Regions from separate parts of the Mus musculus genome. Here region 1 is linked to region 2. A link is a loop called in an ENCODE intact Hi-C map of the cell type or tissue named here. Cell type or tissue: gastrocnemius. All regions are shown on one strand. Links, peaks and the distances in the headings refer to the core of each region. The heading gives the core; the rest is flanking DNA. Region 1 has its middle 82 kb from the start of Cntn1. Region 2 overlaps Cntn1 (contactin 1).

What was found. A loop is a pair of places that touch in the nucleus more often than their neighbours do. Peaks named below come from ENCODE experiments on the same cell type or tissue, not always from the same donor. Only the 100,000 strongest peaks of a DNase experiment are listed, where the experiment ranks them.
Region 1: it touches region 2 in a loop (18-fold over the local background); 29 of 42 quality-filtered maps call a loop at or near these places.

Annotation. Positions count from the first base shown.
Region 1 is chr15:91,967,992-91,970,915 of GRCm38, reverse strand. No RefSeq gene overlaps it. Among named protein-coding and RNA genes, the nearest start is that of Cntn1, 82 kb to the left of the region's middle. In gastrocnemius, for the core only: a CTCF peak has its summit at 1,339 (motif pointing left); a DNase peak (open chromatin) is centred at 1,340.
Region 2 is chr15:92,230,042-92,232,965 of GRCm38, reverse strand. It overlaps Cntn1 (contactin 1), which reads right to left. Exons shown (of 24, transcript NM_001159648.1): 5 at 693-865. Among named protein-coding and RNA genes, the nearest start is that of Gm36901, 31 kb to the right of the region's middle. In gastrocnemius, for the core only: a CTCF peak has its summit at 1,380 (motif pointing right); a DNase peak (open chromatin) is centred at 1,375.

The DNA.
Region 1 (2,924 bases), core at 240-2,739, 260 kb after region 2:
ATACACTCAGTCACACATCACACATACTCATACTCATATACACACTCATTCTTTCACATATGTCATAATACACACTCACACACATACACACCTATCTCAGATGTCACAAACATGCCCTCTCTCTCTCTCTCTCTTTCTCTCTCTCTCTCTCTCTCTCTCTCTCTCTCTCTCTCTCTCTCTCTCTCTCTCTCTTTCCCACACACAAAAAATAATATTTTTAAATTCTTATAGAAACAAAAACAATCTTTACCCTAGCCTAAGGGACAGTGAAGGGCAGAAAAGCATCCTGGAGATGCTTTATTTGAAATGAGTTGTGAAAAATAAGTGAAATCCTGTCAGGTAAAAAGGCAGATTATTAAAGGCTTTTTGCAATCTAAGTGCTGAGTTCTGACAGAAGGTAATGGTCTCAAAGACTAAGAAAATCACCACAGATGTGACCGAATCTCCATCAGGAGCACCCGAGACAGCCACGAATGCTTTTGGTTTTTTGTTTGTTTGTTTGGTTGGTTGGTTGGTTTCGTTTTAACTTTTGACCTCCATTGGTAACAAGTGAATTAATTAACTTTCAAATATAAATTTTATCATATGCTATTTATATTAAAACACTTAGGTTGAAATTGAGTATTTTCTTGGAAAGGAAACCTATTCTTTTTAATGACATAAATCTGTGAATTTGAATTATTTTTTCTTTTTTCTAGACAGCTTATTACCCAGGGGAATTTTCACATTGAATCTGTAAACTGGCGGTGGAGGTTGGGAGCTAGCTCAGTGAGTAACAGCACTTGGTGTTCACACATGAAGCTCTGAGTTCAAATCTCCAGCATCCATGTTAAAAAACAAAACAAAACAAAACAAAACAAAACAAAACAAAACAAAACAAAACAAAACAAAACAAAATAGACACCGATGCAAATACCTGAAACCCTAGGATAAGAGGGAGGAGACAGGCAGATGACAGCTCATTGGCAGACAGCCTAGCTTAAACTGTGAGCTTCAGACTCAGGAAGAGACCCTGTCTCAAATGAACAAGACAAAGAGTAATACTGGAAAAAACACCAGGCACCCTCCTCTGGCTTCTGCTTATTTATAAATGAATGTATAAGCCCCCATATAAAAAGGTATGCAACATAAACGTGCGTGCGCACAAACACACACACACACACACCACCCCCAAATAAACAAGTAAATAAGTAAAAATAAACACCAACCGGAAATAAGCTGATGGATTGATGGATACTTTAGTCTGTCGGGAAACTGGTCATAGTCTGATAATTTAAATGAGGACAAAACTAAGAGCCATGTAAGTGTTGCGAGAGGAGGTGACTCTTTGCTGCCACCTGGTGGCAGTCCGTTTTGCCACTGGACCCTCTTCCGAGCCTAATTTTAGATCTCCCTGAGGCTTTTAAGCCTCCAGAAACTACAATGAAACAATTTCCAGAGAAGGGTGCGCCTCCCACCTGACTGGGGCCACTACAGCGTTTGAGATGTCCAACGCTTTTCGCTACTTCTTTAGCAGCTAAGAGATGGGAAGACAACAGGATTAATCCATTATGGTAGATAACGGAGTCTAAGACGTGGAATTGAGAAGAAACTCGTGTTCCTGAACAGAACTCAGGACTGTTTCTTCGGAAACCGTCCCGATCACTAGGACTTCTTAGTCCGTTTTCTCGAACCGCTCCCTTGTACAAACAAATATGGCCTTTGAACCACTAGTCTACACACTCGTTTAAGAAGTGAATGGGACAAAAAGCACCAAACAGACTTGGGACGCACATCCCAGTGAGGACAGAAATATACATACGAGATCCTCTGAGTGTTGTAAATTATAATTGACATTCAGGAAGCAGGTGTGAGCGGCATGCCAGTGAGAGGACATCAAAGGATGAGGTGAGGGTGGCCTCCTGAGGACATGCACTTGAGATCTAAGGGAAGAAGATGTGCCAGTCACACAGGATTTAGCATGACCGTATTTGAGAGAAGTGTAAAGGCAGTAAGATGGCTAAGCCTGGACCACTCGATGTACACTATAGTTTCTACTTTAGTGGATTGAGGTTTCTAAGGCAAGGCAGTGGAAGATGAAGCTAGACCTAGGTAGTATTGGTTCCTGGGGCCTCTCAAAGGGAGATTAGAATTTGTTGTAAGTACAATGAATAAACATCGTCACGATTTGGGCAAAAGAATACCAGGCAATTTACATATTAAGTTTACTTCCTGGTAGCAAACAAGGCATTAAAACAAGACCACAAAGAAATAGATTTTATGAGCCACTGCGATCTCAGAAAACGTAGCTGGACAGACATTGGCAGGCTTCGAGGCCACTGATGACAGATATAGGTTGGATCGGTTGTGGACTCAAACTCCTGTTTTAGAAAGGGATTCATTTGGAAGAAAGGTATTTCTTTCTTGTCAAAAGAAGAAATCTGAGCTCCGCCTCTGCCCTGACTGGGTACCTGACATTCCAGGCTCCAAAACCATTACATCACTCTTTTCTTACAGTGGTTCTCAACCTTCCTGATGCTGTGACCATCTGACATAGTTTCTCATGTTCATCACCCTTCCCTGCAGGGGTCCTCAAGTTTCCTGATGCTGTGACCAGTTGATACAGTTGATACAGTTACTCATGTTGTGGTGACCCCCCCCCCATAAAATTATTTTTGTTGCTACTTTATAACTGCAATTTTGCTGCTGTGATGAATTATAATGTAATTATACATGTTTCCAATGGTCTTTGGGGGTCACGACCTGCACGTTGAAAACCCCTGCCCAAGAGTGACCATAGAGGACCCAGACAATCACCTGACTGGGAGACCACCCATCAGAAGAGAGGCTCATGGAGGGCATCCCCTAATGTGATGGAGAGAATAATTCTCTCGTTCTGTTATGAGATAATGTACCTATTCCCCAAGCAGCCCCTCCGTCCATGC
Region 2 (2,924 bases), core at 155-2,654:
TTCCTTCTTTTATCCTTTTTGCTGAACTCTTATGGCTGTGTTTACTAATATGTCTTGGTGGTCACGTAGAACTATTATAACTGAAAACTTCACAGGTGCCATACTTGTCTCAACAACAACAACAACCTGCCACCTGTAAATGAACAGGTGCCATGACTTTTGAAAAATAAAACGCACATTATCACTGCGTTGGTTGCAATGATAAGGCAGTAGGGTCTATATTCACAGTGACAAGATTTTTAAATTTTACTTATTCGTGTGTATGTATCTGAGTGTGTGTGTGTGTGTGTGTGTTGTGTGTAGATATATATGTTGGTGTGCATGTGTGTAATGTATACATGTGTGATATTTGGGGTGTGTGTGTGTGTGTGTGTGTGTGTGCTTGCTTTCTACCCATGGAAGCCAGAAGAGGGCATTGGATTCTATGGAGATGAAGTTACAAGCAACTGTGAACCACTCAACATGGATGTTGGCAATTGAACATGGTGCTTCTGCAAGAGTAGTCGGCATGTTTCAACTCTGAACCATCTCTCCAGGAGAAGTGATTTTAATGGAAGAGAATGGCTGAGGTAGTTAACCATCCCACAGTCGACACCCTCACATGATATTTACATAGACTTGGATCAATAATTAAAACACATGTAACTTCACTTCGAATAAATCCACCCTCTAAAAAGCTTATGATTACTTACACCCGAAGCTCAGAGTTGCCTCCGTGCTCCTGACCATTCCGTAGTTGTTGGATGCCAGGCAGTAGTACACCCCAGCGTCTTTCTGTTTGTCCGGGTTGTTGATAACAAGGTTTCCTCCGACCATACTGTACCGATCGTTTGTCAGGTCCACGTCCCCGTTATTCATTCTCCATCTAGAGAAAAAGACGTTAGTGTTACACTGAAACTCGTAAGTCTGGGAACTGTCGGGCTAACTTTACTCTGAAGTAATTCAAGTACGGTTCTCTGTGAAGGGAGATGATCATGTACACGAATCGACGGGGTTTCTAAATGATCGAGGATCCCGAGTATTTTGAAACATGAATAATGATTTAGCTAAGGTGGCAAAATGTGCAAACTCCCAACACTTTCCCACATCTTAAATGAAGAAGTATCCTAAAGGAAAATGGGTTATTGAATTCTATTCCTAAGATTGACTTCATGTATTCCAGAGATGAAGTTCATTATTTAGACATGAGCATACTTGATAGCCATATTCTGCTAGGTAGTTTCACAGGCACCTAGATACCTTGCATAAAATATTAAGACATATCTCGAGCAAAATTAAAATAAGAAGTATGAGTATCTGGCTAAGTAGCACAGCGATTTTTCAATAAAACTAAAGGAGACGGGCTGTGTGGTCAGCCATTAACACGCGTTGACCACTAGAGGGAGATCACGCAGTTTAAAATTGCTCTACTGGGTCTTAATCCAAACCACAAATGAAGTGGTAAATTCAAATTTTCTTCATCCTCAAGATATTATTTAGTGGTGCCTTTTCATATTATTGAGGGGCAACTTTTGTTGAAAGCATTTTCATCCACTGTATATTTGTATGTGTAACAGTGTCAATGAAAAATATCGTGGCTAACAACACTACTCTAGGAAGGAGACATTATTTAAAGTGGAATTCTGCCTTTTCTGAGTGAGTTGGAGAGAAGAATGCATGTAAAAAGACGTTTCACTTATGATTATAGTAAAAAAATTTTTTTTACAATTATGCTGTGCCGTGCCAGGGTCTATCTGTTTAAGCAATGTCCCAGGAAAAACATCAGATAAAAGTCCTGACCTTGAAGATCAGGGGGGCAGCTGTGGCTAGTTTCCAGATGCCAAATACATTCCTGATACAAGTGAAAGTAATGAAAAAACTGCATGACTTCAGAGTGTGTTTGTAAGTCAGGTCCCTAGGACATTTCCCTGTTATAATCCTTATGGGCTAAGAGCTCATTTCAAAAGCAAGAACACACAGCGTTCGTTCCGTTCTTGCTTGCTGCAATCACTCCAAATCACCTGCTTTGATTTCAGCAGGGCCAGTCTTGCCCTGGGCATGTGGAAGTGGTTTGGGGTGATCATCCCACAGGTTTCCTGGTCAGGCAACTTCAATGGTCGCGATTCTCCCCTGCTTTATTGGGTCCAAGTTGTGTTAATTACTTTGACTTCCTGTGGCTGGGGTTGTTTAGGGAATCATAATTTTATGCCTTGCTGTGTTTGGATAAATTCATGGTCTATTTTCAGAAATGTGTGTTGAGACCACTGGGCCTTCAGATAAGCTTTTATTGCAGCGCTCGCTTCTTGGGGGCGGAGAGTGGGAAAAAGTGTGTCAAGGCTGATGAGGGGCAAAGAAAATTCCTTGTTGTACCTCTCACCTTTCAGAAGGCCACCATGAATAATCCATCACCACAGAACACGCTCCAGATATAAAACTACTGTGCGAAGGACACAGTGAGTGATTACTGTGGACAGTATGGTTTCTTCTGTCATTCACAACATTTGAAAATCATCCTTTCTACCCAAACAAGTCTCTCATCTTCTCTTCCCCTTTATGCTTTTATATTGCAGTCTGATGCAGCTGCCTCTTTCAGGATTAAACGTCTACTTGGCGCCCCCAGCTCCCTATATTAATATACGGACAGTCAAGCCAGATCAAGCTGGGCTTTAGTTTGGCTAAAACCTGTTGGGTGGAGGGGGGGCATATTTTGCATTCATACAGCCTCTGTGCGGAGAAGGTCCATACCCCTGCCCATGCCATGTTCCTAGAAACACTGAGCACACACAGCACCTGCTGAATGGTTGCTTCCAAGCCAGGCTGGAGGCTGCTGGCGAGGCCAGTATCTCAGAATCCTCATCGCTGAAATAGGCTTGAGATTTACACACTATCTTTAGATATCATCGCACCTGTGCTTTGGTCAGGCATCTGTATTTAACTTACATGGT